Regions from separate parts of the Homo sapiens genome. Here regions 1 and 2 are each linked to region 3. Evidence: read pairs that join two places in POLR2A ChIA-PET (ENCODE). Cell type or tissue: HepG2. All regions are shown on one strand. Each heading gives the region's core, and the rest is flanking DNA. Links, peaks and the distances in the headings are about the cores only. Region 1 holds the start of LOC105371168 (a long non-coding RNA gene). Region 2 overlaps LOC105371168 (a long non-coding RNA gene). Region 3 holds the start of QPRT (quinolinate phosphoribosyltransferase).

Region 1 (10,789 bases), core at 765-8,764, 85 kb after region 3:
AGTACCTGGAAAGGGCACTGGCCAACTTTTATGGGCAGGGAGGTCAAAGCAAACCTGTCTGGAGATGAGACAGGCCAGGAAAATCAGGGCAGGGGCCAGAGTAGGGCAAATGTGGTGTCTAGAGCCTCATTTTTTTAGACGGATTCTCGCCCTGTTGCCCAGGCTGGAGTGCAAAGGCAGGATCTCGGCCCACTGCAACCTCTGCCTCCCAGGTTCAAGCAATTCTCCTGCCCCAGCTTCCTGAGTAGCTGGGATTACAGTACAGCCTCAAATTTAAGGAGGGACTCACTCACAGGATTGTGCAAATGCAAAGTTGGCTTTTGCATGACCCTGGGAGTAGGTGCCTCCTTAAATTTTGCACCCTCAGCAACTCCATCCCCTGTCACTTTGCTAGTCCCAACCCTGATGGGAACAAATGCAGGGAAGGCATTCCAGATGGCGGGAACAGCAAGTACAAAAATCCAGAGGCCAGAAAGGCTTGGTGTGTTTCAGGAACAGAAACTCGGTTCCCATGACTGAAATGGAGTAGGGAAATCCTAATGGAGCCAGAGAGGCAGAACCACCAACAGGAAGAAGAAAAAAATGTTGGAAGTTATGAGAGTTGCTCACGTTTGATTCATTTGATTAATTTTATTGAAATGGAGTCTCACTCTGTTGCCCAGGCTGGAGTGTAGTGGCACGATCTAGGCTCACTGCAACCTCCACCTCCTAGGCTTAAGTGATTCTCTCATCTCAGCCTCCCAAAGTGCTGGGATTACAGGCGTGAGCCAGCATGCCCCACCTGAAGCAATTTCTTTGTTGTCTTTTTTTTTTTTTTAACTTCTCCCATAGAAATAATTAACCCTCAAAAAACACTCAGTGTTGACAAAGGGTGGTGTGAGGACACAGAAAGTATCAGACTATCATTGGCAGAAACTTCCTGGAAAGCAACTTAACAGTCTGTATCCAAAGACTTAAAATCATTAACAGCCTTTTCCCCAATAACTCCACTTCTCGGAATCTATCCTAAGGAAATCTGCCACAGCCAGAGTGATTTTTTCCGTCCCCTTAAGAAATGGTCTCATCCTGTTGCCCAGGCTGGAGTGCAGCGGCACCATTATGGCTCACCACAGCCTGAAACTCGTGGGCTCAAGCGATTCTCCCACCTCAGCCTCCCAAGTAATTGGGATCACAGGCATGCCTCCACATCCATATGCCTAGTTGGATAATATTTTGACCAATAAAGAAAAAGAGGGCCAGGCGCGGTGGCTCACGCCTGTAATCCCATCACTTTGGGAGGCCGAGGCGGGTGGATCACGAGGTCAGGAGATTGAGACCATCCTGGCTAACACGGTGAAACCCTGTCTCCACTAAAAATACAAAAAACAAAATTAGCCGGGCTTGGTGGCGGGCGCCTGTAATCCCAGCTACTCGGGAGGCTGAGGCGGGAGAATGGCTTGAACCCGGGAGGCAGAGCTTGCAGTGAGCCAAGATTGCGCCACTGCACTCTAGCCTGGGCGACAGAGCGAGACTCCTTCTCAAGAAATAATAATAATAAAATAAAAAAATAAAAAAGAAAAAGAAAGGTAGTACCAGAGATTGTGTCCAGTTGCTCAAGCAATTTCTAACTTGTCTAATTTTAAAATTTTTTAAATTTTTATACAAAATTAGCCAGGCATGGTGGCATGTGCCTGTAATCTCAGCTACTTGGGAGGCTGAGGCAGGAGACTCACTTGAACCTGGAAGGCAGAGGTTGCAGTGAGCTGAGATCACACCATTGCACTCCAGCCTGGGCCACAAGAGTGAAACTCCGTCTGAAAAAAAAAAATTTAATTTTTTTTTGTAGAGATGGGGGTCTCACTATGTTGCTCAGGCTGGCCTATAACTCCCAGGCTCAAGGATCTTCCAGTCTCAGCCTCCCATCACTGTAATTACAGGCATGAATCACTTCACCTAAATGATTTTTTTTTTTTTGAGACAGTCTTGCTCTGTCACCCAGGCTGGAGTTCAGTGGCACGATCTCGGCTCACTGCAACCTCTGGCTCCCGGGTTCAAGCAATCCTCATGCCTCAGCTTCCCCAAATAGCTGGGACTACAGGTGTGCGCCACCATGCCTGGCTAATTTTTGTATTTTTTTGTAGAAACGGGGTTTCACCATGTTTGTCAGGCTGGTCTCTTGACCTCAAGTGATCCACCCACCTCGGCCTCCCAAAGTGCTGGGATTACAGGAGTCAGCCATCCATGGTGCCCTGCCTTTTCTCTTTCTTCTCCTCCCTCCCTCCCTACCCTCCGCAGCCCAGGCTGGAGTGCAGTGGTGGGATCATAGGTCACTGCAGCCTCCACCTGCTGGACTCAAGTCATCCTCCTGCCTCACCCTCCTGAGTTCCTGGGACCACAGGCACGCGCTACCACGCCGGGTAATTTTTGTAGTCCCCATCATTTAGAACTGGCAGGATCCTCCCTTAGTGAGGGATTGGTGGCCATAAGCAAGGAGCCCAAGGTGGAGGGGATATGCATGTGTGTGGAGGTGTCAACTCCTCATAATCTTCAAGTACTTTTGGTTACAATTTTTAATTGCACAAGCGATATATAAAGACGTTTTCTTTGCAACATAAAATGATAGGTTAAGACTCCTTATGCAGATAAGGTTTAGACACTTGTTTAAGGAGCATCCTGGCCCACCTTTTAAAAAATGTGTATGCATTCACTTTATGCATCAGATGGTTTAGGGAATTTTTTTCCCTGGGGCATGGGACATGTCATGGGGTAGATGGTCAGGTACGTCTCCTCTACCCAGCTGATTCTCTTTTTTTTTTTTTTTTTTTTTTTGGAGACGGAGTCTTGCTCTGTCGCCCAGGCTGGAGTGCAGTGGAGCGATCTCTGCTCACTGGGAGCTCCGCCTCCCGGGTTCACGCTATTCTCCTGCCTCAGCCTCCGGAGTAGCTGGGACTACAGGCGCCCGCCACCACGCCCAGCTAATTTTTTGTATTTTTTAGTAGAGACGGGGTTTCACCGTGTTAGCCAGGATGGTCTCGATCTCCTGACCTCGAGATCTGCCCGCCTCGGCCTCCCAAAGTGCTGGGATTACAGGCGTGATCTACCGCGCCCGGCCTTCTCTTTCTTTTCTCCTTTCCTTTCCTTTCCTCCCTCCTTTCCTTCCTTCCTTCCTCCCTCCTTTCCTTCCTTCCTCCCTCCTTCCCTCCCTCCCTCCTTTCCTTCCTTCCTTTTTCTTCCCTCCCTGCTTTCTCTCTCTCTCTTTTATTTTTTTGAGACAGAGTTTCACTCTTGTTGTCCAGGCTGGACTGCAATGGTCTGATCTCGGCTCACTGCAACCCCGGCCTACTGGGTTCAAGCGATTCCCCTGCCTCAGCCTCCCAAGTAGCTGGGATTACAGGCGTCCTCCACCATGCCCGGCTAATTTTTGTATTTTTAGTAGAGGCGGGGTTTCTCCATGTTGGCCAGGCTGGTCTGGAACTCCTCACCTCAGATGATCCGCCCACCTCGGCCTCCCAAAGTGCTGGGATTACAGGCGTGACCCACCGCGCCTAGCCCCCAGCTTCTTTCACCAGCAGAAGGCGGGCAAGCCTCAGGGTGAGAGGACTTCAAAGCACATTTCACATTGCAGAGGACAGGGTTTGGTGGTCGTGGGTACTCCCTTCCCTTACATCGTTTAGTTTTTTTCATTGGGAAGAAATGGTAAAAGGTGCTAGGACTCGATGGGCACATTTCAGGTGGAGGTTGGGAAGGTGGATATCCACCTCTCGATCTTACTATTTTCACTTTCCACTCCCCCCCGTAGAAAGTGGGAAAACTGGCGCACGTGAAACCAAGGGCACGCCTGTGTGCGCTCGCACCCCAGGGCACCAGCCCCCACCACCCACACTGCAGGTCCTTGATTGGACGCCTGTTTACACCTGACTGCCCAGCCCTCCGGTGCTTTCCGGGAAGCGTTTGGGAGAAAAGTGTGTGGCCGCAGTAGTGGAGATCCCTTGTCTTAGGATTCGTCACTACTACGCCCAGACCTCTTCGCCGTCCAAGAGCCTGGGGCCGTGGGGGGCGGGGCGGCCTGCTATCGGCCCCGCCTCTCTCGGCCCCGCCCCGCCGACAGGACCCGCCTCTCTCCCCAGGCCCGGCGGGGCCGACCCCGCCTCTCGCTCCCAGCATGCCGTGCGACAGTGGCGGCGCGGCGGGCGGAGCCGGGAGGCGGGGAAGCAGTGGCCTTGTGAGCGTGGGGAGCTGCCGCCACCGCCTGCTCCTCGTCGTCCTCGTCCTCCGGGGCCCCGGCGTCGTGGGCCGCGCATGGCCCTGGAAGAGAAGTCGGCGCCCCTTCATCCGCCTCTCTCTCACCGCGCCGCTCCCGCCTCCTCATTCTGCGTTGCGGGCTCAGGCGGAACCCGGAACGGCCGTCCTCTTACCCCGCCCTCCGCCGCCGCCTCCTCCTCCTCCTCCTCCTCCTCCTCCTTCTCTTCCTCCTCCTCGGCTTCCTCCTCAGCCCCGGGCCGGAGCGGGGTGTCGGCAGCGGCCGGTTCGGGCGGCGACTCGCGCTTCTCTGGGCGGCGGCGCTTGGCCATGTCGTGTCGGGGAAGGTAATGAGCCGCAGAGCCCCGGGGTCTCGGCTGAGCAGCGGCGGCACCAACTATTCGCGGAGCTGGAATGACTGGCAACCCAGGTGGGTGACCGGCCCGGGACCCCGCCCCGACCTCCCGGGCTCCGCCTCGGGCGGGCCGAGGCCTAGGGCCGCGGGGCTGGGAGGCGCGGCCTAGGCCCTCCACCCACCGGAGCCGGGCGCGGCTTCCTGGTTCTCCTCCGCCCCGGCTGGGGGAGGAAGGCCACGGGGAGGCGAGGCCTAAGTGCCTCTCCCCTCCCTGCATGTTCAGCCTGGGGCTGAAGCCGAGACCCGGGGCTCCCGGCGGTGGCACTGGCCTAGGGTCGGGACCAGGAGGTGAGAAAGAGGCGGGGGTGGTGGGGGGGCATTCCACTTACCGCCTCCCCCTGACCCCGAGTTGGGAGATCCTGAGAGTCCAGGACCCTCCCTGTTACTCATTCACTTTCTCGGTTCCCCAGTCTTTCAGCCGCCACGTGAGAGCTCTTGTAACCTCTGTTCCCTTTCTGTGACCCCCACGTGGTAATATTGAAAAAACCAAAACAAAACTCCAGCCAAGGCATTGCTCTGACTTTAGGCAGAACATTCATTAGTGGAGCATGAGATGAGATTGTGTGACTGTTGATGGGATCGACCCACTCTGGTCTTGGGCGATGGAAGTTTTCCCTAAGTGCAAGGCCGGTTACTCTGGTGAATCGTAATTCATACCTGGACACTTGAGTGAACTCTTTGGGCACCCACTTAGAAGTCTAGAGAATTTCCTCTTTTATGGAGGATTTGATCTCAGACCGTTTTGGGGCTTAGTTAGATTTGAATATATTAGGAACATTAACTTTTTAAATAAATGTAATTTCCTGTCTTTTTGATCAATGGGGGGAGGGCAGCTGTGCCTAATTTAGGATTGATTTATTCTAACCTCTCTTACTAAATAAATGCTTGTATTCAGAGTCTGTTTGGAATTTAACCCAATGCTTAGAACTCCTTAAATATACAGAAATATATTTTAGGGGCAATTGATTCATGGAACTCTCCTACTTTGGAGCACAATTGTATTATAATTGTCCGGAAACTGGCCAGATAATGTAGAACGCACAAGTTGTTGAGAAGCCCTTTTGTTTCCTGATAGTTACATGTAATTCCAGCAGTATTTGGAAATAATTTGCTAAGATGTTAGAATGTAACATTTGAAGACTCATTAGAAAAATCAATAAAATTATCTTTGGCTAATGGGTAGTACACATCTTAGTCTGTTTAATATGCCTTTCCAAAAAAAACTGTGTCTGTTGAGAATTGGTGTATATAACTAGATGACTTTAATAATTAGTGCCTGAGTCTAGAATTGAGATGTTTAGTCGTAAAAAAAAAATATTGTTCGATAAACAGCGTTGACTTGTCTTGTACCACTTAAGAGTTTGTGAGTGCTTTAAATAAAATTAGTTAAGTATTTTTCTTCCTATGATTGACATGCTTAGTTTTGCCTTTTTATTGAAATGTGTGAAATTTGATTATCTGGCATCTAACAAATCAGGTGGTAAATGAATGACAATGGATTTTCTATTATTTTTCAGTATTGTGATCAGTATAAGTATTTAAGAGAATTTAGTAACCTTTTAGAAGAATAAAGTGCCTTCCCAAATAGTCCTACAGCTTTTGTAAAGTGTAAATTGTAGTTTGTAGTTCTAAATAAATAGAGAAGAGTCGCAGCCACGTGCTAGGGCCAGCTGACTTCATTGCTGACAGGTATGAAGCCAAATGGCTTATGTAGTTATGGAATATGTACATAAGCTATTAATAAATATTATCCATGTTGTTTCTTTCAAGTGCTTTATTTCTTGGCTCTGGGGAGGGGCGATGTGGGAAGGGAGGAGCTTACAAGAAAGCTTGCAAGGTTTCTTTGAAGCTGTGCTTTTTGTAGGAAAGTTTCAGGATGTAACGCCTTGGTAGACGATACTGTGATACATTTGGTTACAGGGAGTAACAGTTTGTTAGGATGTTGGAAAGATTTGATTTTCTCCTGTTGTAGAGGGAACAGGAAAGTGTGGACATACCCCATAGCATAACTTGATTTGTTGCTAAGATTGTCATAGCTGATTTGTTAGTCAATAAAAATACCTGGGGTGTTTGCCAAGTCATAAATTTTTATTAGTTAAATTTGAGGTGATTCTGTCCCCTATTCAGAAAGATGACAGACTCCAGGTAACTGACGGAACGGATCTTGATCTTGCTTCTTGCTTAAATGAAGGTTTAGAACATCTTCAGATGCAGGCACATTTATTATGGTTCATCTGAATAATTTTGGTGAAAATTTTTTTTGCCTCTTATGTACCATTTTGTCCCTGGTGTTTTGGTTCTGTTTTCCTTGATGTAGGCTTTTTTTTTTGTCTTCCTGAGATGGAGTCTTGCTCTGTCTCCCAGGCTGGAGTGCAGTGGTGTAATCTCGACTCACTGCAGCCTCTGCCTCCCGCTTACAGGGAAAAATTCTCCTGCCTCAGCCTCCTGAGTAGCTGGGATTACAGGCGTCCAGCTAATTTTTGTATTTTTAGTAGAGACGGGATTCCACCATGTTGGCCGGCCTGTTCTTGGACTCCTGACTCAGGTGATCCGCCTGCTTTGGCCTCCCAAAGTGCTGGGATTACAGGTGTAAGTCACCGCACTCAGCCGATTTAGGCTTTTGAAAAAGCAATACTTGTTGATTTCTTTTAGTGTTAGTTTGCCAGTTGGTGTGGAAAATGACTGTTGAGTCAATTTTGACCACACATGATACTTCACACATACAGACAGGAAGTGTTCCAGGTGGCTGAATACGTGAATGTCATATGGCAAGAGAGCAAACCCGTGTTCCATAGAAGCATACCTCCAACAGTAAGCATTTATATGGCACTGGCTTATAGTCTTCCTTTTCATTCACTGTGCTCTCAGTCAACTCTTCTGTCAATTTTTTTGAGACAGGGTCTTGCTGTGGTCACCCAGGCTGGAGTGCAGCGGCACAGATACTTGGCTTACTGCAGTCTCGACCTCCCAGGCTCAAGCCTCCTGCCTCAGCATCCACAAGTAGCTGGGGCTACAGGCGCTTGCCAACAGCCCGGCTCATTTTTGTATTTTTTATAGAGATGGGGTTTTCACCACGTTGCCCAGGCTGGTCTTGAACCCCTGAACTCAAGCAATCTGCCCACCTTCAGCCTCCCAAAGTGTTGAGATTATAGGTGTGAGCCACCGCACCCGACATTTAAGAATGGTTAAGCAGGCTGGGGGCAGTGGCTCACGCCTGTAATCCCAGCACTTTGGGAGGCTGAGGTTGGTGGATCACCTGAGGTCAGGAGTTCGAGACCAGCCTAGCCAACCGACATGGTGAAACCCCCGTCTCTCCAAAAAAAAAAAAAAATAAATAAATTAGCAGGATGTGGTGGTGCATGCCTGTAATCCCAGTTACTCGGGAGGCTGAGGCAGGAGAATCACTTGAACCTGAGAGGCGGAGGTTGTAGTGAGCGACATCACACCACTGCACTCCAGCCTGGGCAACAGAGCAAGACTCCTTCTCAAAAAAAAAAATAAAAAATTAAAAAAAGAATGGTTAAACAAATGAGTGGTCTTAGGTCAGTTGTATTATTTGAAATCTGTGGGTTCCTCAAGCGTAAAGTTGAGAAGGTTTTGGGAACCACTGGATGCCTCTGGTTTTTTTCATATGAAGAAACAGAGGTGGTGGCTTCTTAGAACAAAGGGATATCTGACCTATGGAGGTTGCCCTCTTTACTCCTCTTCCCTAAAAAAATGACCTATCATTGCCAATAGCTAAAGTCTGTCATTTTTTCCACCTTAGTTTGGAAGATAATCTTCTAGTATCAATCAAGACAGAGATCAGAATGATGTGTTTTAAATGTGTAATTCATAATTGTACATTTTAATATTCTAAAGTGACATTGATTAATTTGACATTGGAGTCAAGTAGATTGATTAATTCAACAAAGAAGAGAAGGCATTCAAGTCAACAGAAAACAAGTAGATTTTACTTCTCCACTGGGGGTGTTAGGACATTAATTATGTACTTGGTCTTACTTGTTTAGTAGTAGATCTATATTGAGTGTCTTACTGTGCCCAAACTTAGGATCTTTGTATATTTCTAAAAGGATGAAACTGTATAATAAAAACACCTTCCAATTTTGGTAGATTGTAGACAGATCAGAGTATTCAAAAGTATACACATCTTCTCTATTGTGAAAGACCAAAAAATGGAAATGTGTTGTGAAATTAGAAAAGCTGTATACTAGTATGTCTGATGTTGTGAGAAGCTGGATTTTTGAAACCAGAGTTGTCTGTTCAGCCTTTTATCAGTCTGTACTAAGTTTGATGTCCATAGGTACATAATATAGGGAAATACATAAAGGATAAAATTAAGTGAAGTTACATATTTTATACTTATTAGGTGGGTGCAAAAGTAATTGCGGTTTTGGCAAAAACCGCAGTTACTTTCACACCAGTCTAATATTAAATGGAACTAGAGTCAAATAGAATTTAGCGATTGCCAGTTCTGTTCCACAGATTTCAAAGTACACTAAGGAAAATTTCAGCAAATTGTGCATGGCTGTTTTACTTGGGGGAGAGTAAAACGGCCATAATAAACTAAAAAATAAAAATTAAAACTAAAGGAACGTTTGTTTTTATGTTTTTCTTTTCTTTTCTTTCCTCTTTTTTGAGATATGCTCTTGCTCTGTTGCCCAGGCTGGAGTGCAGTGGTGCAATCACTGCTCACTGCAGCCTTGACTTCCTGGGCTCTGGGAATCCTCCCGCCTTAGCCTCCTGAGTAGCTGGGACCACAGGTGCATACCACCACACCTGACTAATTTATTTATTTTTCCTCTCTCTCTCTCTCTCTTTTTTTTTTTTTTTTTTGAGACAGAGTTTTACTTTGTTGCCCAGGCTGGAGTATAGTGGCACAATCTCAGCTCACTTGCAACCTCCACCTCCTGGTTCAAGTGATTCTCCTGTCTCAGCCTTCCAAGTAGCTGGGAATACAGGTGCATGCCACTATGCCCGGCTAATTTTTCTGTTTTTAGTGGAGATGGGATTTCACCATGTTGGCCAGGCTGGTCTTGAACTGCTGACCTCAGGTGATCCACCCGCTTTGGCCTCCCAAAGTGCTGGGATTCCAGGCATGAACCACCATGCCTGGCCTCCTCTCTCTTTTTCTGAAACAGAGTCTCACTCCAGTGCCCAGGTTGGAGTGCAGTGGAACCATCTCAGCTCACTGCAGCCTCCATCTTCCAGGCTCAATAAGTCCTCCTACCTCACCCTCCCAATAGCTGGGACCACAGGTGCATGTCACCACCCCCAGCTACTTTTTTTTTGTTGTTTTCTGTAGAGACGGGGTTTTGCCATGCTGCCTGGACTGGTCTTGAATACCTAGGCTCAAGTGATCCTTCCTCCTTGGCCTCCCAAAGTGCAAGGATTACAGGTGTGACCCACCATGCTTGGCACGCTAATTTTTTATTTTTATTTTTTTGTAGAGATGGGGCCTCCCCATGTTGCCCATGCTGGTGTCAAACTCCTACTCCAGTATGAAATAAGTCATTCCTTATGAAACAGTTAGTAATCGTATCTTTAAGTTGAACCTTCCCCTCACCCCAACTTTTTTTTTTTTTTTTTTTGAGACGGAGTTTTGCTCTTGTTGTCCAGGCTGGAGCGCAATGGTGCAATCTTGGCTCACTGCATCCTCCGCCTCCCAGGTACAAGCTGTTTTCCTGTCTCAGCCTCCCAAGTAGATCAGATTACAGGCATGTGCCACCACACCCGGCTAATTTTTTTATATTTAGTAGAGACGGGGTTTCACCATGTTAGGCTGGTCATGAACTCCTGACCTTAGGTGATCCACCTGCCTCGGCCTCCCAAAGTGCTGGGATTACAGGTGTGTGCCACTGCACCCCGCCTTTTTTTTAAAGACATAGTTTCACTCTGTCTCCCAGGCTGGAGTGCAGTGGCACGATCTTGGCTCAGTACAACCTCCACCTCCTGGGTTCAAGTGATTCACGTGCCTCTGCCTCCCGAGTAGCTGGGACTACAGGTGCATGTCACCAGGCCTGGCTAATTTTTTATTAGAGACCGGGTTTCGCCATGTTGGCCAGGCTGGTCTCGAACTCCTGACCTCAAGTTCCCACCTTGTGCTTCTCAAAGTGCTGGGATTACAGGAGTGAGACACCGTGCCTGGACTCCCCA
Region 2 (10,789 bases), core at 2,517-10,516, 74 kb after region 3:
GGGGCTACAGGCGCCCGCCACTACGCCCGGCTAATTTTTTTTATATTTTTAGTAGAGATGGGGTTTCACCGTGTTAGCCAGGATGGTCTCGATCTCCTGACCTTGTGATCCGCCCGGCTCGGCCTCCCAAAGTGCTGGGATTACAGGCGTGAGCCGCCGTGCCCGGCCTCAAAATAGTTTTCTTGTGGGATTTCAGGGGGAAAATCACTTGTACCAGATACCACATGATTTGGTTGGGTGGCGTGGGAAGGCGGGTCTTGGCAATTCTCAGGTTCATCCCATGGCAAGGATCGGCCTGGATCTCAGTAGTGTGTGTACATATTCAAGGTGGGAAGGGCTAATTTACAGTTGGGGTCTTGAGCCATGAAATCAGGGGAGTGGCTTCTGACTGGCAGGACCTGTTGGCGCTGTTTTCTGCCACACCGTACTTTGGGGAGAAGGGGGAGGGGGAGGCATTTCTTCATAAATGTGAGAATGCCCCGAGGGCAAGACTCAGCAGGGCTCTGTGTGGTTTCTCTGAGGCTCTGAGCGGAGCAGCCGCACCACCATGCAGGTCAAAGCCGGGAAAAATCGTAGTAGGACAGGAGTGGGGAGAGCCTGTGGCTTCCAGCTGGGCGTTGGACATGTGAATGTAAGGGATGACTCTGATTTCTTTTTTTTGTCATTAGAATTTCACTGGTTCAGTCTCCCTCCCGCCTAGGTACATGTCCGCCTGGTATGTAACGACATGGATAATAGCTTATGCAGCCTGCACTCTTACCTTTAAAAAATGGATCCCTGTTGGCTGGGTGTGATGGCCCACGCCTATAATCCCAGCACTATGGGAGGCCAAGATGGGCAGATCTACCGAGGTCAGGAGTCCGAGACCAGCCTGACCAACATGGTGAAACCCCATCTCTACTAAAAATACAAAAATTAGCTGAGCATAGTGGCTCACGCCTGTAATCCCAGCTACTTATGAGTCTGAGGCATGCTCCGGGACGTGGAGGTTGCAGTGAGTTGAGATCCTGCCACTGCACTCCAGCCTGGGTGACAGAGCAAGCCTGTCTCAAAGAAAAAAAAAAAAAAAAAAAAAGCAGCCCCTGGGTGCTGAGTGTCTGACTTCCTGTTGGTGCCAGGAGTGAGTTGTGGGAAATGCTTCATTGGCCACCAGGAAGGAGACATAGGATGGGGCGCTGCCTAGTTTTCTCTTTCTAATAAAAATCACATCAGTCATACATGAATTCATCATCATTTAAAAATTCAAACCAGCCAGGCACTGTGGCTCATGCCTGTAATCCCAGCACTTTGGGAGGCCGAGGCAGGCGGATCACCTGAAGTCAGGAGTTCGAGACCAGCCTGGCCAACATGGTGAAACCCCATCTCTACTAAAAATACAAAAAATTAGCCAGGTGTGGTGGCAGATACCTGTAATCCCAGCTACTCGGGAGGCTGAGGCAGGAGAATCACTAGAACCCAGGAGGTGGAGGTTGCAGTGAGCTGAGATCGCACCACTGCACTCCAGCTTGGGCAACAAGGCGAAACTCTGTCTCAAAAAAAAAAGCAAAAATCAGCTGGGCGTGACGGCGCACACCTGTAGTCCCAGCTACTCGGAGGCTGAGGCAGGAGAACTGCTTGAACTCGGGAGCCAAGATGGTGCCACTAAGCTCCTGCCTGGGTGACACATTTCTCCTCCTTTACCACCCCCCAGCCCCAGAGTTTCTGTGGCTGACAGTGTACGCTTCCAGAGCTGCTTCTGTTACAAATATATCGCTGGCCTATTTATTTAAAAGATCATAATGTACAACTTGTTCTCCACCTTTTTTTTAAGCCTAAAATGGTTTTGCCATGTTCCCAGGCGGTACGCAGAGGCTGCCCTCTTTAGCTGCTAAGAAGACTTCCCTGTGTCGGCAGGAACAAGTGTGCTCACCGCCCCCACCCCCTGACCCCCCGTAGACCCCTGTGGAGGGCATTTGGGGTTTCCCAGCTTTGTGCAAATGGGAAAAGGTTATGTGGTTTTTTGTTTTTTGTTTTTGTTTTTGTTTTGAGACAGAGTCTGTCTCTGTCGCCCAGGCTCGTTGCTCACTGCAACCTCTGCTTCCTGGTTTTAAGCAATTCTCCTGCCTGTGCAGGATTACGGGCATGTGCCTCAGCCTCCCAATTTGCTAGGATTACAGGCATGAGCCATCGCACCCGGCGGGGTGTGGATTCTAATGTAATAGCTAATGTGCCTTCCAAAGAGGCTGTACCAAGTCACACGTTCCTGGATTTATTTTGTGGTAATAGGGCTTTAAAAAGTATTTTTATTTATTTATTTTTATTTTATTTTATGTTTGAGATGGAGTTTTGCTCTTACCCAGGCTGGAGTACAATGGCGTGATCTCGGCTCACTACAACCTCCACCTCCCGGGTTCAAGCGACTCTCCTGCCTCAGCCTCCCGAGTAGCTGGGACTACAGGTGCCCACCATGCCCAGCTAATTTTTTGTATTTTTAGCAGAGACAGGGCTTCACCATGTTGGCCAGGCTTGTCTTGAACTCCTGACCTCAGGTGATCCACCCGCCTCTGCCTCCCAAAGTGCTGGGATTACAGGCTTGAGCCACCGCACCCGGCCTAAAATAGCTTTCCAGCAGTCCTTTTGGTCCCAGTAGGTAAAGCCTCAAGGCAGGCTGTAGAGTGCCAACCCTCTCTGACCCAGAGGTGAGGGTTAATGTTAATAGGATCCCTTTCAGCGAAAGTTAGGGCCACACTTCTCATGTCCCTAAGCCATTTGTACTTGTTTTTTTTCTCTGACCCACCTGTGTATGTGGTGAGTATGTGTGTATGTGTTGCTTTTTTTTTTTTTTTTTTTGGAAAGTGATTTTCAGTAACAGAAAGGGATGTGCTCTCTGCAAGGGTGAACCTATTCTTGCCCCTGTGTGTAAGGCAAGAAGGAGAAGTTGTGTTCTCTGAACAGGCAGACCCTGCTGAGAGACGGAGGTGTGTTGGGGTTCAATCATTCTGGTGGGAAAGATATTAGAGATAGTTATAGAAATAGACACAAATCTTGGAAGGCCGAGAAGTTGGCATAACTTTGGTAATTAGCTCTGGCTGAAGGCGGCCTGATCCCTTTACCTTTAGTTAAACAAATAAACATAGAAATAAAAGAAAGGCAGAGTAGTTTACCTAGCTAGCTTGTTTACTCATATAATCTTAAGACCCTGGGTGCTTAAATGCTTTTTACTCGGGAAGTCCACAATGTCTGTTACACTCTAATGGTGTTGACTCAAGCTTTTGTTAATTAATCATACTGAATAAATGCGCGTCTGACTAGCTGATCAGGGCCAAGTAGCAACTGTTTACAGGACTCAGCAGGGAGCCTATAAGCGGCTGGGACCCTCAGCTGGACTGGCAGAGCAGAATATCTGTGTGTCTGTACTTTATTCATCTGTCACGGGGTCACGGGTCTGTAAGGGACAGACTCCCTGCAGCTGGTGCCCCCTCGAAAGGAGTGCTGTCGCAGAGGTGGGCTTGGCTGAGGCTGGTAGAACTCCAAGCTGATTCTCAGGTCGTTCTGACTTCAGCTCGGAGAAGGGCAGTGGATGTCCCAGGAAGGGAGACCCTGCCCTTGTAGGGGGACTTCTGACAGGTGCAGGGGGCAGCCTGGAGCCCGGACCAGTGGGCAGGATGGGCGCTCCAGGGTGTGAAGGAGAGGCTGGGCGTTTTATCTGTGGACATTGTTCCTGGAGCAGTGAAAAGCCATAGAAAGTGATTTTATTTATTTATTTATTTATTTATTTATTTATTTATTTATTTATTTTGAGACGGAATTTCGCTCTTTTTGCCCAGGCTGGAGTGCAATGGCATGATCTCGGCTCACTGCAAACTCTGCCTCCCGGGTTCAAGCGACTCTCCTGCCTCAGCCTCCCGAGTAGCTGGGATTACAGGCATGCACCACCATGCCTGGTTAATTTTGCATTTTTTAGTAGAGACAGGGTTTCTCCATGTTGGCCAGACTGGTCTCGAACTCCTGACCTCAGGTGATCCGCCCACCTCGGCCTCCCAAAGTGCTGGGATTACAGGTGTGAGCCAGTGTACCCAGCTGATTTTTTTTTTTTTTTAAATGATCACACGTAAGGTTGGGTTCCAGAATTTTCTGCTTAGGAAGGGAAAGGGCACCTTTTACCCCCTTAGTCCTTGAGCCTGATCCTACAGAAGGTACAGTGGCTTTCGGGTCTGGATCCTCAGCCCTCGGGCCTCTGAGGCTGCTTTGGGAGAGGGTACGGATTTGAGAACAAGGTTCTCAGTTTTGCTGGCTGTCTTTTCAGTAGCCCAGGCACGTCCCACAGAAAGTTTCTTTTTGTGAAATAATCGTGTGAAATGGGTTGGCCTCGGTGCTTAGAACCATCCCACTGACGGTGAGTGGAAAAAATCCCTTGCTTGTCAGTCTGGTTAGGAGATGAGGTCCTTTCACGCGTGTCTTCGTGTTGGTGCGCTTTTCACTGGTCATAAAGGTGAGAGGAACCAGCTCTATGTGTCTCTTTCTGGATGGCCATATGGAACTTGTCATGACAGTAGGGTTGTGTGGGTTATTTATTGCTTAACGAAGACTTGGCAGCGTGTACTGGAAATTCAAGCGATGCTGGGTTTTATCAGAAGGCGCAAAGGCTGGAGTTGAGATTCTGGCTGGGCCTGGATTTGGTTTGGGCAGTTATCTGACCTCCCTGGGCCCCAGCTGGCTCTGCATAGCAAGTAGGGTAGCATCTACTCAAAGTCCCGGCCACAGCCGTGGACCGGCACTGGCCCAGGTGAGCTCTCAGTAAATAAGTGGGAGCTCACAGGTTCAGAAGATGCTGTGGGCCTCAGGGGCTTCCACCTCCAGGGAGGTGCTCTCAGAAGAAGGGCCTGATGGGCTCACCGCATCGTGGAGAAGATACCCCGGCTCAGTCTCAGTCAGTTCCCCAAGCGCATAGGTGTTCGGGAAGTGGCCTGCAGACAGCTCCTCCATGCCTTGAAAGCAGAAGTAGCCCCCTCCTGTTTCCCTGTCGCAGTTGGGTGAAGCATGGGAGCCTGCTGGGACAGTCCCAGGCGTGCCGTCACGCAGGGGCAGGCCGTCCGTCGGTCTCGCGGGACTCTGGCTGCGGGTGGCTGAGGACACCTGGCCTCATGGGAGACGGTGCCAGGGTCCCTGGAGTGAGGTGGGTCTCCTCCCCATGGCTGTCACTCCTCAGCAGATTGGTGTGGGCGGGTGTGCGTTTAGGAACCTGTGAGCTGAGACATTGTCCAGCTAGCATCAGGCCAAAAGCAACCAAGGCTTTGAGAAATCCACCTGGCCCCGCCGAGCCTGTTTCTGGCTGTGGAATGGGATTTGCCCCAGCGCCAGGTGTCTGGGAATCGCAGGCCTCCGCGTGTGAAGGTGCCAGTTGCATGGGCTGTGACCGTCCCTCCACATGCTTGTATCTCCTGCTCACTGTGCACGTTGAGCAGCCCTCAGCCTCACTATCTTCTCCTTTGGCAAAAAGAAGGAAGGAGCAAGGGAACAAAGAGAGGGAGGGAAGAGCCAGAGACAGGAGCCAGGGTTTCCTTTAGTCTGGAGCTCTGGGTGCGAGATGATGTCACCCACCCACACTCGGCACAGGCCCAGGGTCGGGGGGCTGTGGGTGGAAGTAGGAATCGCCACAACTGTCTCTGAGCCCCTCCCTAAAGGGTGAAGGGTGTAAGGGGTGGGTTTTGATGGCTGTGGGCTTAGCTGTGGTCAGTGGACTCAAAGGCCAGTTGGCCAGTTAGCAGTGACCAGAGAGCAGAGGGGGCCTGTGTGTGTTTTGCCCCAGGGTCTTCAGGCTGCCTGGCTGCCTCTATCTGCCCCCCTGGGGTGTCCAGCACCCCCCTGGGGTATCCAGCACCTGTAACCTGTAGCCCCGCTTCTCAGTCCAGGCCTGTTCCAGGGCCCCCCCAGGGTATCAAGCACCTGTAGCCTGTAGCCCCACTTCTCAGTCCAGGCCTGTGTAAAACCTGGCCCCGGGTTGGGTTTTGGGATCCCTGCACCCCTCCATCCCCAACCCCGCACAGCTGGGACCCTGGCTCAGCTAGCAAAGGTTCTGCATGTTTAAGGAGCTGGGTGGGCCCCAGAGCTCAAGCCGTGGGCTCATTGCAGGCGGCAGCCAGTGATTAGTGCTGAAATCCGACTTTCCCAGCCAGACATGAAAGTGCCGCCGGCGCCTGGGCAGGTCACGCTGCATCACGGGATTCGGGGCAAGGCCGTAGGGGGAGTTCACAGAAGCACATGACCTGAGCCACACAGGAGAGCCTAACGGGCACTTCTGACCCTTTTTTCTTGGGTCACAGACCTCTTTCATAATCCAGCAGAATGTGCAGAATCTTGCCCAGGAAAGTGTACCAGCCGCCTTCACACAGAAGAGTGGGCTGCGCAGACCCCCGAGGGCCCAGGCCAGGGTGAGAGCCACCCCCTGTAGAGGGGTGTCCAAGGTAGGGCACATGCTTGCACCACCTCTTGGCACCTCTTGGCCACCACTTTCCACTCCAGCCTTTGAAGCCAGTGATAATCCCCAATTTAGAGCTGGGGAAACTGAGGCAGGAGCGAGCCAGGAGCCAGGGGCCACAGTGCCCACCTCTACACTGAGGCCACTGTTTGTCATCAGGCATAGCGGAGCACACAGCCACGCCTGGGGAGTCTGGTGGGTGCCAGGGGTCTGGGGAGGTGTCAGCAAGACTGGGTGGCCCAGTCGGCCCAGGTAAGGACACAGGTGGGTCAGAGGCTCATCTGTGTTCCCCAGCAACCCCTAGGGGCCCTTCGCACTCCTCCACCCTTCTCCATCCTTCCCAGACTCACATCCAGGTATCCTGGACAGCCACAGGGTTCTGCCCCCAAGTAGGCCTGGCCCTCCCTGGAGCATCACCTGGATGGCTGGCCATGGGCAGGCCTTGCGTGGCCCATCTGCAGGGACAGGGCATGTGTATGCACGCAGATTGGTACTGTGTGCCCGCGCGCTCCCCAGAGGCCCTGTGGCAGCACCCCCTTCCTGCCGCTGCCCTTTTCCAACAGGAGGGCCCCCCCCCAGTGCCTCCTTCCCTGATTGTGGCCAAATCCTGAACTCTCCCTCTGGAAGGCGGACCCTCCGGGGTGGCCACAGCACCTGCCCTCCAGGAGCGTGGGAGGCGTCTCTTTCTCTGCATCTCTGGCCGTCAGACCGCCCCAGGTGGGGACCATTCTCTGGCATTGCCCCCCCTCCCCTGCCCTAGGATTTGCCCACTATGTGAGGAATGAGCACCAACCTCCTATTCCGGGCCTTGGAGCATGACGCCCGCAAACTCAATCCCTGCTGAGTCATCCTGACCTCGGGGTGGGCCAGCATCTGTCACTGCTGAGACACTATATGTGTGAGCTGCTTGTTAACGAGAAAGCCAGAGTCTGTAAAATATTTGAAGAGGTTTATCCGGAGTCAAATGTGAGGACCAAGGCCTGGAGGCCCTGAGGACATGTGCCCCAGGGGCTGGGCCACAGCTGGAGTTCATACCTTGTACAAGGACAGAAGTTACAGGCAGACATCAGTCAGTACATGAAAGGTATTTGTTGGTTCTGCCAAGAAAGGCGGGACAACTCCAAGGCAGGGATGGGCTTCCTGGTCACAAGTGGGTTCAAAGATTTCTTTTTTCTTTTTATATATATATATATATGTATACACACATATATATACACATATATACACATATATATACACATATACATATATATACACATATATATACATATATATATATTTTTTTTTTTGAGATGCTTTTGTTACTCAGGCTGGAGTGCAGTGGCATGATCTCAGTTCATTGCAACCTCCGCCTCCTGGGTTCAAGTGATTCTCCTGCCTTAGCTTCCTGAGTAGCTGGGACTACAGGCATGCACCACCATGCCCAGCTAATTTTGTGTTTTTAGTAGAGACGGGGGTTTCACCATGTTGGTCAGGCTGGTTTTGAACTCCTGATCTCAGGTGATCCACCCACCTTGGCTTCCCAAAGTGCTGGGATTACAGGCATGAGCCACCGTGCCTGGCAAAATATTTTCTGATTCACAATTGGTTGAAAGAGTTATTAGCTAAAGACCTGGAATCAATAGAAAGGAGTATCTGGGTAAGACAGGAGGTTGTGGAGACCAATATTGTGTTTTGTTTTGTTTTGTTTTTGTCACCCAGGCTGGAGTGCAGTGGCATGATCTCGGCTCACTGCAACCGGGTTCAAGAGATTCTCCTGCCTCAGCCTCCCAAGTAGCTGGGATTGCAGGTGCCTGCCGCCACCATGCCTGGCTAATTTTGTATTTTTAGTAGAGATGGGGTTTCTCCATGTTGGTCGGGCTGGTCTCGAACTCCTGACCTCATGATCTGCCCACCTCAGCCTCCCAAAGTGCTGGGATTACAGGCATGAGTCACTGAGCCAGGCCAAGATCTGTGTTTGAATGTTAGTGCTGGTCAGCTGTACCTGAATTCCAGAGGGAGGGGGTATAACAAGGCCTGTGTGACCCCTCTTCCCATCATGACCTGAGCTCGTTTTTCAGGTTAACTTTGGAATATCCCTTTGGCCAATAGGAGTGGTCCCTTCAGTCAGTTACGGGGCTTAGAATTTTATTTTTGGTGTACGTGCTCAAACTGCAGCTGCTACAAAACCAAGGCCACGGTGACCCCGGGGCCAGTCCAGCTTTGTCCCTGTGCTCTCGAGCTGCTGGAGGCCAATGCAGGATTCTGCCCACGGCTCACATGTGTGGCTTCAGACCCTGAGGGTTCTTGGGGCTGTGTCTTCACCTGGTACTGTGTAGGGGCCCTGTGAGCTGAGTCAACTGGAAGAGCCCAGAGCCTCTGCAGAAGGCCTGAGCAGGGCCCGGGCACTGTCCCTGGAGCTCTGAGTCCCTCAAGCTGTGTGGCCCGGAGCCAGGCGCTTGACTTCTCTGGTTGTTTGCTTCAGAGCTGGGAGCCTGGGGTGGCGTAGGTCTTTGGCAGGGGTCAGGTAGGGGAGGGGCCAGCCAGGAATCAAACATCCCTGACAGGTGAGGGGGCAAGTGAGGAGGGCAGGGCAGGAGCCCCTGGAGCACTTGTGCAGCAGCATCTGGACCGGTGCAAGCCCTGAGATGGCTTCAGGTCCTGCTCAGAGCTAAGGGCTCCCCGTCACCAGGGATTCTTCCATCACTGCACCTGCAGAGCCCATCGGGATTGGGGAGAGGCCCTGGCCTTAGTTTGGAACAGCTGCATCCGCCTGTCGGGTGTACAGGCTGTGCACTGGTTAAGCCTGAGCACAGAGTCTGTTCAACAAGTTCATTGTGTGGTATTTGCTTCCGCTTGCTGTTGAGTTGGACTGGCCTGGATGCTGGCCAGGAGCCCAAGTGGACTTGGTGCTTCTCTTTGACAGCCAGGATTGAAAAGCCTAGTTAAGTGGGCAGAGCACGAGGGTGAGATTTAGGAGACCTGGATGTCCTCACTTTGCCGCCCAGGAACTGCTGTGTGACTTTCAGCAAGTGGGACAACCTCTCTGAACTATGTTTACCCCAGCTATAAAATGGAGGTGTTGGATTGGCTGCCACAAGTGTCCTTCCACCTCCACAATACCGTGACTGGAGCGGGTTTTCACTCCTTTTTCTTGTTAGCATAACTGTTGGAGCTATAGAGGGTTTGGAGTGGGGTATGGGTTTCTGGGCCACAGATGTGTGAGGCTCCGCACTTAGCCAGCAGTGGCAACTCCTTATCACTGGTGCCCATGGCTTCATCTGTGCCCTGAAGATACTCATGCTGCAGTGACTGGTCAGATTAATGGTGATGCTTTCATGGGGCGCCGTAAGACATGTCCGCGAGGTATTTCGCCCATGCAACGGGAGGCAGTGTTCCAGTCTGTTGGAGACATGAAAGGGAGGCTCAGTCCCTGCAAAGGAACTTGCCCGAGTTCACACAGCATTTCAGCACTGGGTGGCCTGGCTTCAGAGTTTCAGAGGGAGGGGTGGCCCTTCCTGTCGGTCCTGGGGGTCTCCTGGAGTCAGGACCCTTGGGAAACCCAAATCCACCAGGACGCTTGCATCAGGAGAACCTGACTACATGAGAAGCTGCCCTTTTCCGGTTCTCCTGCTTACCCTTGACTTGGGGTGTCGGCAAATTTCAGAGCTTGCCAAATCTGCATCTTCCTGGCCTGTTTAAAATGAATGTGTCAGCCCCATTCTGGACAGCAGCTGACACCTCCTCCCCCGTGCCAGCCAGGACAGTGTGGTTGGGCGTAACTCAGCCCCGGTTAAAAATGGAAAAAAGTACAAAGACATGTGTTCAACGGCTGGTGACAGAATTTGAAAATGTGACACCAGCCTGTTAGTAATTTGTTTTCACAGAAACCTGATTCAACACTGAGCAGACAGGTGGGGCCAGGGCCTTGGGATCATCTCTGTTCTTGCCCAGGGACATCTGTATGTCTGGCCCAAAGCGGGGGCCTTGTGCTCTGCAGAGACTGGACATCAAAATTGAGCCATTATAAGCAGACCATCCTGGCCAGGCACGGTGGCTCACGCCTGTAATCCCAACACTTCGGGAGGCCAAGGTTGGCGGATCGCCTGAGGTCAGGAGTTCGAGACCAGCCCGGCCAACATGGTGAACCCTTGTCTCTACTAAAAATACAAAAATTAGGCGGGCGTGGTGGCAGGTGTCGGTAATCCCAGCTACTGAGGCAGGAGGCTGAGGCAGGGGGCAGGAGAATCACTTGATCCCCGGAGGCAGAGGCTGCAGCTACTCGGGAGGTAGAGGTGAGAGAATGGCTTGAACTCAGGAGGTGGAGGTTGCAGTGAGCCAAGATCGCACCAT
Region 3 (10,789 bases), core at 1,519-9,518:
GTCATTCCAGGAGAAGAGCAGGCAGGGTGGAGGTGGGACAGCAGGAGGGGGCGGTGACCCCACTGAGTGCCATGGCGTGCCAGCCATGGCGTGCCAGCCGCGGGCACCCCTGTTCCCCTTTGTGCTCTCATCTGGAGCTCACCACAGGGATTCTTCCCATTTCACAAGAACAGAAGCTGAATCCCAAAGCGTTTCCTGAATCGTGGCCTGGTGAAACAGCTTAGCTTCTGCAGAGCTCGAGAGAAAGAACGGATTTGGTTTTGCAGAGGTTAAGGCTGAGGCGGCAGCAGGAGATGTGGATGGTGGTGCCCAGAGGGTGGTAGGGAATGGCTCTGGAGTTCAGAAGAGATGCTGCCGTGGCCAGGCGCGGTGGCTCACGCCTGTAATCCCAGCGCTTTGGGAGGCCGAGGCGGGAGGATCACGAGGTCAGGAGATCAAGACCATCCTGGTGAAAACGGTGAAACCCCGTCTCTACTAAAAATACAAAAATTGAACTCCGGGGCCAACATAGCAAAACCCCGTCTCTACTAAAAATACAAAAATTAGCCAGGCGTGGTGGTGGGCGCCTGTGATCCCAGCTACTCAGGAGGCTGAGGCAGGAGAATCGCTTGAACCTGGGAGGCAGAGGTTGCAGTAAGCCGAGATAGTGCCATTGCTCTCCAGCCTGGGCAACAAGAGCAAAACTCCGTCTCAAAAAACAAAAGAAAAAAAGAAAAAGTTAGCTGGGCATGGGGGTGCACGCCTGTAGTCCCAGCTACTCGCCAGCTACTCGGGAGGCTGCGGCTTGAGTCCAGGAGTTGGAGGCTGCAGTGACCTGTGATTGCACCACTGCACTCCAGCCTGGGTGACAGAGCAAGCCACGGTCTCTAAAATAAAATAATAAGATAAAGAACCCACAGGGCATGTCCAACAAAAAGAGAAGCATCATCAGGAGTGGGTACCTGGGAAGGAGAAGAGGGTTTTGGGAGGTGAGCAGAAGTAAATAGAAGGAAGACTGAGGATGGGGCTCTGCACTTAGCAACTGTGAGGCCTGTGCCAGAGCGGTTTTTGTGCCATGTGTCGGGGGCAGAAGCCACATTGTCATGCTCGAGGAGCGCACGGGAGGTAGGGAAGTGGGGGTGTTGGTGTGAACCACTCCTTTCAAGAGAAGTGGACACAGTGGGGCCTCTGCCTGGGCTGCACACCAGAATCACAGGGAGCTTTTCAAACTTTCAGATGCTCAGGCCCATTCCAACCCAGTGAACCAGAATCTCTGGGGGTAGTTTCCAGGGATCCAGGTTGGGGAAGAGCCAGCCCCCACCCTGCTCTGTGACTCAGATGCACATGAGGATCAAGAATCAATGCTCGGCCAGGGGCGGTGGCTCATGCCTGTAATCCCAACACTTTGGGAGGCCGAGGCAGAAGGATCGCTTGAGGCCAGGAGTTTGAGACCAGCCTGGGCAGCATAGTGAGAACCCATCTCTACAAAAACAATTTTAAAAATTAGCTGGGCATGGTGACACACGCCTGTAGTCCTAGCTATTCAGAAGGCTGAAGTGGGAGGATCCCTTGAGTCCAGGAGTTGGAGGCTGCAGTGAGCTATGATGGAGCTACTGCACTCTGGCCTAGGCAACAGGGTGAGACCCTGCCTCAGGGAAAAAAAAAAAAGAACCAATGCTCTCATAAGACCACATATTGGCTGGGCGTGGTGGTCACACCTGTAATCCCAGCACTTTGGGAGGCCAAGGTGGGCCTAAGATCACCTTAGGTCAGGAGTTCGAGACCAGCCTGGACAACATGGTGAAGCGCTGTCTCTACTAAAAAAATACAAAATTTATCCATGTGTGGTGGTGCACGCCTGTAATCCCAGCTACTCGGGAGACTGGGGTGAGAGAATCGCTTGAATCTGGGAGGCGGAGGTTGCAGTGAGCCGAGGTTGCGCCACTGCACTCCAGCCTGGGCAACAGAGTGAGATTCCATCTCAAAAAAAAAAAAAAAGAATCAGTCAGGTGTGGTGGCTCATACCTGTAATCCCAGCACTTTGGGGCATTTGAGACCAGCCTGTGCAATATAGTGAGACCCCTATCTCTAAATTAAACATTTTTTAATCAAAAAAATAAAGTTTCAAAGACTCTTAAAACATACTAACCAATCACAAAGTGTAGATTTTACTTAGATCCTAATTCAAACAAACTAAAAGCAAATTAGGCTATTTATGAAACCACTGGAATCTGGACATTGAATGTTTGATAACACCAAGGAAATTTTTAAAGTTTAGTTTTGACAATAGTATTGTGGTTGTAGTAAAAAGAAAAGTCTTTATCTTTTAAGAAAAAAACATGATGAGGCTGGGCGCAGTGACTTGCGCCTGTAATCCCAGCACTTTGGGAGGCCAAGGTGGGTGGATCACCTGAGGTGAGGAGTTCAAGACCAGCCTGGCCAGCACGGCAAAACCCATCTCTACTAAAAAAAAAAATGCAAAAAAATTAGCTGGGCATGGTGGTGGGCACCTGTATCCCCAGCTACTTGGGAGAGTGAGGCAGGAGAATCACTTGAACCTGGGAGGCAGAGGTTGCAGTGAGCCAAGATCACGCCATTATACTCCAGTCTGGGCAACAAGAGCGAAACTCCATCTCAAAAAAGAAAGAAAGAAAACATGCTGAGATGTTCACATATGAAAAGATTTGAGCCAGGCACGGTGGCTCATGCCTGTAATCCCAACACTTTTGGGAGGCTGAGGTTGGAGGATCGCTTGAGGCTGGGAGTTTGAGACCAGCCTGGGCAACACAGCAAGAACCCATCTCTAAAAAAAAAAAAAATTTATTTTAATTAGCCAGGTGTGGTGGCACACGCCTGCAGTCCCAGCTACTCCACAGGCTGAGGCAGGAGGACCACTTGAGCCCAGAAGTTGGAGGCTACAAACAGTGAGCTATGATTATGTTACTGCACACCAACCAGCCTGGGTGACAGAACAAGACCCCGTCTAAAAAACAAAAGAGGCCGGGTGCGGTGGCTCACACCTGTAATCCCAGCACTTTGGGAGGCCGAGGAGGCAGATCACAAGGTCAAGAGATCGAGACCATCCTGGCCAACATGGTGAAACCCTGTCTCTACTAAAACTACAAAATTAGCTGGACATGGCAGCAAGTGCCTGAAGCACGTGTAGTCCCAGCTACTCGTGAGGCTGAGGCAAGATAATCACTTGAACCTGGGAGGTGAAGGTTGCAGTGAGCCGAGATCCTGCCACTGCACTCCAGCCTGGTGACAGAGTCAGACTCCATCTCGAAAAAAAAAAAAAAAGAATCTGGATCTGCTAGCCTGGCCAACATGGTGACACCCCATCTCTACTAAAAATACAAAAATTAGCCGGGCATGGTGGTTTATGCCTGTAGTCCCAGCTACTCGTGAGGCTGAGGCAGGAGAATCGCTTGAACCCGGGAGGCAGAGGTTGCAGCGAGCCAAGATCATGCCACTGCACTCCAGCCTGGACAACAGGGCGAGACTCTGTCTCAAAAAAAAAAAAAAAAAAAAAGAATCTGGATCTGATGAAAATTATGGATCTCCTTCCCAGAAAAATGCGTAACCGTGTTCTCACAAAGACACACAATTTCACCTGCAAATTCTGGGGTTCATGAACTCCCCCAGAGCCCATCCCTGATCCCTCAGTAAAGAATCCTGGCTCTGAAGGAATCAGGTCGAGACCCCTTGACATCTGCTAAGGTATTTAATCTTCATTACAACCCCGTGAGACCAGTGCCACCAACTCCATTGTCCAGATGTGGAAACGGGCTTCTACAGGTTACAAAACTTGCCAGGGTTTCCACTGCTGCTGAGTGGCAGTCAGGATTCACATCCAGGTCGGCGTTGTTTCAAAAGAGAAAGACACAATGGAGATTGAAAGGTGTTTGGCGTGGCATCCTGCATGGGACCCCTGAGAGCTGGTTCCACAGTGGAGCCAGAGGGACCGGGTGTATGGGGCCAGCAGGCACCTCAAACATGGAGGAGGGTCTAAGCACCTGTGCCTCCCATCCTCTGTCCTCCCCACAACCTTCTGAGCAGGGAACTATTTATTTTCCTTTTTTTTTGAGATGGAGTCTCGCTCTGTCGCCCAGGCTGGAGTGCTGAGGCCTGGTCTCAGCTCACTGCAACCTCCGCCACTGGGGTTCAAGCAATTCTCCTGCCTCAGCCTCCCATGTAGCTGGGATTACAGGTGCGCACCACCACACTCGGCTAATTTTTGTACTTTTAGTAGAGACGGGGTTTCACCATGTTGGCCAGGCTGGTCTCAAACACCTGACCTCAAGTGCTCCACCCACCTCAGCCTCCCAAAGTGCTGGGATTACAGGCGTGAGCCACCGTGGCGGGCCAGAGCAGGGAACTATTATTGTCATTTTACAGATGGAAGAAAACGGGACTCTGAGAAGCCAGGACCCACCCATGGTCACACAGCCCCATCCCTGGTGGAGCCTTCTGAGCGTAGAGCATGGACCCCTGGGTTTGTGCTGGTGGAAGGGTTTACGGGGCGCCAGTTTAGTCAGCCACCCCTGTGTAGGACACCTATGGAACACCATAGGGGGCCTCTGAGGAGAATCACCTCCTTATTGCCATTGTGTCCCCAGGCCAGTGAACATGACCTGCTCTGCGGCTTTACACAGAATGCTCTGGGCTGAAACACTTCCTTGAAGCGTTGGAATGTGACCAGACATCCTGGCTCCTTGTAAAACCCACTCCCACCAGCTGCAGCCCAATAAGTTAAAGATTATCTTAGTTGGCCGGGCACGGTGGCTAACACCTGTAATCCCAGCACTTTGGGAGGCAGAGACGGGCGGATCACGAGGTTGGGAAATGAGACCATCCTGGCTAACATGGTGAAACCCCGTCTCTACTAAAAATACAAAAAATTAGCCAGGCGTGGCGGCGGGCGCCTGTAGTCCCAGCTACTCGGGAGGCTGAGGCAGGAGAATGGCATGAACCCGGGAGGCGGAGCTTGCAGTGAGCCGAGATCACGCCACTGCACTCCAGCCTGGGGGAAAGCGAGACTCCGTCTCAAAAAAAAAAAAAAAAAAGATTATCTTAGTAGTTAGACATATGCTTTGAGCTTAAAGGAAATTCACATAAACCACCACGGCTATACATCTTTCAAATGACGCGCACACCCCCACCTTCACCGTTTCACCCCGTACCATCTGCTTCTTAGATCAAAAGATTGTACTCAATAAATTATCAGGCAACCAGGGCTCTGCAGCCTTCACTTTAGCAACTGGCCCCCTGGGGCTGCTTTAAATCTTAACTTGTCTTTTCTCATTCCTTTGTTGCCACCGGACTTCATGGTTGGGGGTTGGGACTGATCACCCCAACAGTTTGCATACAGCTCCCTCCAGGCAGGGAATCACGGGACTCAAGCCCCCTCCCCCACCCAGCTGCAGAAGGGACAGGACTTTGTCTCTGCTTCTCCCGAGCTACCAGCGAGAGCAGAAGTCCATGCTGCTCCCCCAACCAGCCTCCCACTTCCGGCCCCCACTGCCCCCAGGAGACGCCACCTCCTCCAGGCCACCCTGCCCTTTTCTAGGGCTTAAGCCCCTTCCTTCCCCAGAGCTCCTTGGGGACTCAACACAGGAGAAAGAAGAGTGAGAAGGGGCCTCTGGGGGTTGAGCAAGGCTGCAGGGACATGGGGTAGGTAAGGGAGTCGATGGCGGGACCAGAGGAGAGATGACTCCAGAGGAGGCAACAAGGGGCTGAGACAAGCCAGGGTGGGGGCAGGGGTAGGCAGTGGGGGGATGGGTGCAGGGACATGGCAGAGAGAGTGTCCCTTTACCTTCAGCGTCCATGGTGACTTGCAGCTGTCTGGGCTGGTGTGTTGGCTGCTCAGGACCAAGGCTCCCAGAGGCCCCAGGCTGGGGGTGGGACTGTGGAGGGAGGGAGGGCCCATCAAGCTGTCAGCCGGCCCTTCCCAGGCTCCCCAAGCCTCCCTCCTGTCCTCTGCCAGGCCTGCAGATTCCTCAGCAGGCCCTGAAAGTCAGAGGAGGGGCTCTGATGGGGAACTCAGAAGCCCTGCCCCAGCCAGTGAAGGAGCCCGAGGCCCTGTTCTCACCCAACACCCAGCCCTCCTGGCCCTAACCCAGGGTCCAAGGCTGTGAATGTAAGCATGTGCTCCCTGGTGAGGGCAGGCAGGCATTTTGGATGGTGTGCTGGGAAAATCATGGGCCCTGGACCTGGGTTCAAATCCTAACTCCATCCTTTTTGATCTCAAGTACCTTTTTACCTTTTTCTGTGCCTCAGTTTCCTTAGCTTTAAAATGGCATAACAGGGCCGGGCACAGGAGCTCACGCCTGTAATCCCAGCACTTTGGGAGGCAGAGGCAGGTTGATCACCTGAGGTCAGGAGTTTGAGACCAGCCTGGCCAACATGGCGAAACCCCATCTCTACTAAAAATACAAAAATTAGCCGGGCATGGTGGCGGCCGCCTGTAATCCCAGCTGCTCAGGAGGCTGAGGCATGAGACTCACTTGAACCCCGGAGGTGGAGGTTGCAGTGAGTCGAGATCATGCCACTGCACTCCAGCCTGGGTGACAGAGTGAGACTCTGTCTCAAGATAAATAAATAAATTTATTAATTAATTTAAAAAACGGCATAACAGGCCGGATGCAGTGGTTCACGACTGTAATCCCAGCACTTTGGGAGGCTGAGGCAGGCAGATCACGAGGTCAGGAGATCGAGACCATCCCAGCTAACATGGTGAAACCCCGTCTCTACTAAAAAACCAAAAAATTAGCCGGGTGTGGTGGTGGGCGCCTGTAGTCCCAGCTACTCGGGAGGCTGAGGCAGGAGAATGGTGTGAACCCGGGAGGTGGAGCTTGCAGTGAGCCAAGATCATGCCACTGTACTCCTGGGCGACAGAGCGAGACTCTGTCTCAAAAAACAAAACAAAACAAAAAAACCCGGCATAACAGGCTGGGCACAGCGACTCATGCCTGTAATCCCTGTGCTTTGGGAGGCCAAGGCAGGAGAATCGCTTGAGGCCAGGAGTTTGAGACCAGTGTGGGCATCATAGAGACATACAGAGATCCCATCTCTCCCAAAAAAAGAAAAAAGAAAAAGAAATTAGCTAAGTACAGTGGTGCACACCTGTAGGCTGAGATGGGAGGATCACTTGAGCCCAGGAGTTCAAAGCTGCAGTGAGCCGTGATCGTGCCACTGCAGTCCAGCCTGAGTGACAGAGAGAGACCCTGTCTCTAAAGAAAAAAAAAATGTAATGGCATAACATCTACCTCATGGGTCCAACTGAGAATCAATGAGAAAACTCTGCAAATGAAACAGAGTAGGAACTCACCTAATATCCACTTCCCTTCCCTTCCCTCTTTCCAAGGAACTTTAAGGGCACAGACAGCTTAGAGCCCAGCTTCTGAACCAGAAAGTGGGGAAACCACCAGTCACCGGGACTGGGACTTCAGGCAAGTTCCTGTCCAAGAACTGCCAGGGCCTTTCTTTCTTCCTTTTTTTTTTTTTTTTGATGGAGTTTCGCTCTTGTTGCCGAGGCTGGAGCGCAATGGCGTGATCTCGACTCACTGCAACCTCCGCTTCCCGGGGTCAAGCGATTCTCCTGCCTCAGCCTCCCGAATAGCTGGGATTACAGGCATGCGCCACCACACCCGGCTAATTTTGTATTTTTTTTCAGTAGAGACGGGGTTTCTCTATGTTGGTCAGGCTAGTCTTGAGCTCCCGACCTCAGGTGATCCACCCGCCTCTGCCTCCCAAAGAGCTGGGATTACAGGCATGAGCCACCGCGCCTGGCCCAGGGCCTTCCTTTCTTCATTGGAAACCCTTCTTGCTACAGTTGCTCACAGGGACTGCTAGTCGCTAAATTCACTTGCATCTTCCCAGCCTTCTCCCTTTGCTTTCTCTGCCGCACCTGACTGCCGGGACTGGGGCTGGCGTGACGGATCGAGACACCCAAGGCACAAAATTTAGGGAGGCCTCATCCTCCAGCTCACTTTTTTTTTTTTTTTTTTTTTTGAGACAGGGTCTTGCTCTGTCACCCAGGCTGGAGTGCAGTGGCACAATCTTGGCCCACTACAACCTCCACGCCCCAGGCTCAAGTGATCCTCCTACCTCAGCCTCCTGAGTAGCTGGAACCACAGGCGTCTGCCACCATGCCCAGCTAATTTGTGTATTTTTAGTAGAGAAGGGGTTTCACCGTGTTGGCCAGGCTGGAGTCGGGCTCGCTTATCACCCCAGCACCTTGCTGGCCTTGATTCAGTCCTGGGCCTGTTTCTGAGGCTGCAGTGAGCTATGCAGTGAGCTTTTTTTTTCTTTAGAGACAGGATCTCCAAATGTCATTTTTCTCCTGGTTAATTTTTTTTTTTTTGGATACAGGGTTTTGCTCTGTCACTCAGGCTTAAGTGGAGTGCAGTGGCCCAATCAAAGCTCACTGCAGCCTCAAACTCCTGGCCCCAAGCCTCCTGAGTTGCTGGGACTGTATGTGCATGCCTCCACCCTAGGCTAATTTTTTATTTTTATTTTTTGTACAGATAGGATCTTGCTATGCTGCCCAGGCTGGTCTCAAACTCCTGGCTTCAGGTGATCCTCTTAAAGGCTCTTTTCTATCTTTTGCAGGTGCTTCTTCCTACATCCAACCCTCAGATTTTGGTGTTGCTTCAGTGTGGCAGAGACTGTTTCCCTTTTCCTTCTGGGTACCCTACTAAACTACATTTCCCAGCTTCCTCTGCACTGAGGCAGTCTTGTTCTGGCCAATGGAGTGTGAGCAAAAGATATTTCCAGACCTGACCCTAGAAGTCTTCACAGGATCCTATTCTGCCTCTCCCCTCCCATTAGCTGGTCAAAAGCAGACCACTCCAAGGCCCTAGGAGGATGACAGAGCCACTAGATGGAAGGAGACTGGGTCCCGGAATAATGTTGTGAAAGGTCATGCTCCAGATGTCAGGAATTGACTGTCATAAGAAGGAAAAAACTTCTTTTGAGTTATACCGCTGAGATGTGGGGGCACTGTTTCTTACAGCAGTTAGCCTGCCCTGACTATTACACTCAGATTCTCTCTACAGCTCTCTTCTCAATCTACCCAGTGAATGATATAATTTATGTATCTATCTATCTGTATCACTATTTATTTATTTATTTATTTATTTATTTTTATTTTTATTTTTTGAGAGGGAGTCTCACTCTGTCACCCAGGCTGGAATCCAGTGGTACAATCTCGGCTAACTGCAACCTCCACCTCCCGGGTTCAAGTGATTCTCCTGCCTTAGCCTCCCAAGTAGCTGGGATTACAGGCGCATGCCACCATGCCCAGCTAGTTTTTGTTATTTTTGGTAGAGATGGGGTTTCGCCATGTTGTTCAGGCTGGTCTCGAACTCCTGACCTCAAGTGATACACCCACCCTAGCCTCCCAAAGTGCTGGGATTACAGCCTTGAGCCACTGCATCCAGCCGACTCTTAAATCTATATCTTCTATCCTGAGTTCCCTCTCAAGCTCCAGGCCTCTATTCTGTTTTTGTTTTTGTTTTTGAAACAGGGTCTCACTGTGTCACCCAGGCTAGCGTGCATTGGCATGATCACAGCACAAAGCAGCCTCAACCTATAGGGCTGAAGTGATTCTCCTGCCTCACCCTCCTGAGTAGCTGGGACTACAGGTGAATGCCACCACGCCCATCGAACTTTTTTATTTTTAATAGGGACAGGGTTTCGCCATGTTTAAAGGCTGAAGCAATTCTCCTGCCTCGGCCTCCCAAAGTGCTGGGATTACAGGTGTGAGCCACTGCACTTGGCCAATAAATCTATTTCAAACCCAACCTCTTTCACCTTCCAGACTGCCACTGTATCCAGCGTGGGCTAGAATAATATTATCATTTCACACTTCCTCAGAACATCCTCCTGGATGACCAGGTCAACTCAAAGGACAGAACTGGGCCAGGCACTGTGGCTTGTGCCTGTAATCCCAACAGTTTGGGAGGCTGAGGCAGGAGGATCACTTGAGGCCAGGAGTTTGAGACCAGCCTGGGCAACAGAAATTTGTTTATGAAAATAAACAAATAAGGCCAGGCGCGGTGGCTCATACCTGTAATCCCAGCACTTTGGAAGACCAAGGCAGGCAGATCACCTGAGGTCGCGAGTTCGAGACCAGCCTGGCCAACATGTTGAAACCTCGTCTCTACTAAAAATAGAAAATTAGCCGGGCGTGGTGGCGCGCATGCCTGTAATCCCAGCTACTTGGGAGGCTGAGACAGGAGAATTGCTTGAACCTGGGAGGCAGAGGTTGCAATGAGCCAAGATCGCACCACTGCGCTACAGCCTGGGTGTCAGAAGCAAGACTCTGTCTCAAAAATAAATAAATAAATAAAACTATTCTTTGTGCATGAATTTATTCATCCCTCCATTCAGTAAACATATACTAGGTAGCTACCGCATGCTGGGCCCTGGGCTCTGGAAACACAAAGAGGACATGTGGCCTTGGAGGGGCTCACACACTGGTGATGAGTGTCACCCTCACATCACTACAGCCGGGTTATTCATGCTGTCGCAAGGGGTGCTGCAGGAGTGGAGAAGGAACACAAAGTCTGCGTGGGGTGGGGCAGCGAGGGCAGCTGCACAGAGCCCGTGACAGTTGAGCTGAATCTTAATGGTTGAGGAAGAGTTGGCGGGAAGTCAAGGCATTTATTGTGAGCCAGCGTGGGGAGGGCTGGCTTCAGGCCGAGCTCAGGCAACTCGGGGGAGTCGGCGGTTCTCTCCAAGGCCAACGCAGAGCCTGTACGGCTTGCCTGGGACCCTGGTTCAGCTGGGCTGGTGATGGTGCAGT

Evidence for each region. ChIA-PET counts read pairs that join two places held together with the same protein. Peaks named below come from ENCODE experiments on the same cell type or tissue, not always from the same donor. Only the 100,000 strongest peaks of a DNase experiment are listed, where the experiment ranks them.
Region 1: POLR2A ChIA-PET joins it to region 3 with 13 read pairs; 9 of 35 experiments call an interaction of 5 or more read pairs at or near these places.
Region 2: POLR2A ChIA-PET joins it to region 3 with 13 read pairs; 10 of 35 experiments call an interaction of 5 or more read pairs at or near these places.

The regions. Positions count from the first base shown.
Region 1 is chr16:29,588,746-29,599,534 of GRCh38, reverse strand. LOC105371168 (a long non-coding RNA gene) reads right to left here and starts at 1,744. Exons shown (of 2, transcript XR_950984.3): 1 at 1,713-1,744. MIR3680-2 (microRNA 3680-2) reads left to right here and starts at 270; the gene lies at 270-356. It also overlaps the pseudogene SMG1P2. RefSeq lists a silencer at 3,834-4,223. In HepG2, for the core only: no CTCF peak of the experiment used is centred there; DNase peaks (open chromatin) are centred at 3,954, 4,094, 4,824, 5,028 and 1 weaker place; H3K4me3 peaks cover 1,765 bases.
Region 2 is chr16:29,601,437-29,612,225 of GRCh38, reverse strand. LOC105371168 (a long non-coding RNA gene) reads right to left here. Exons shown (of 2, transcript XR_950984.3): 2 at 8,571-9,838. It also overlaps the pseudogene SMG1P2. Among named protein-coding and RNA genes, the nearest start is that of MIR3680-2, 7.6 kb to the right of the region's middle. RefSeq lists enhancers at 4,943-5,172, 5,289-6,010, 6,011-6,732 and a silencer at 5,350-5,590. In HepG2, for the core only: no CTCF peak of the experiment used is centred there; DNase peaks (open chromatin) are centred at 6,225, 7,395, 8,515 and 9,275.
Region 3 is chr16:29,674,216-29,685,004 of GRCh38, reverse strand. It overlaps QPRT (quinolinate phosphoribosyltransferase), which reads right to left and starts at 5,825. Exons shown (of 4, transcript NM_014298.6): 1 at 5,795-5,825. The coding sequence starts at 5,807. RefSeq lists enhancers at 5,280-5,781, 7,320-7,819, 7,820-8,321, 8,740-9,009 and a silencer at 10,463-10,757. In HepG2, for the core only: no CTCF peak of the experiment used is centred there; DNase peaks (open chromatin) are centred at 4,704, 5,394, 5,874 and 8,724; H3K4me3 peaks cover 2,060 bases.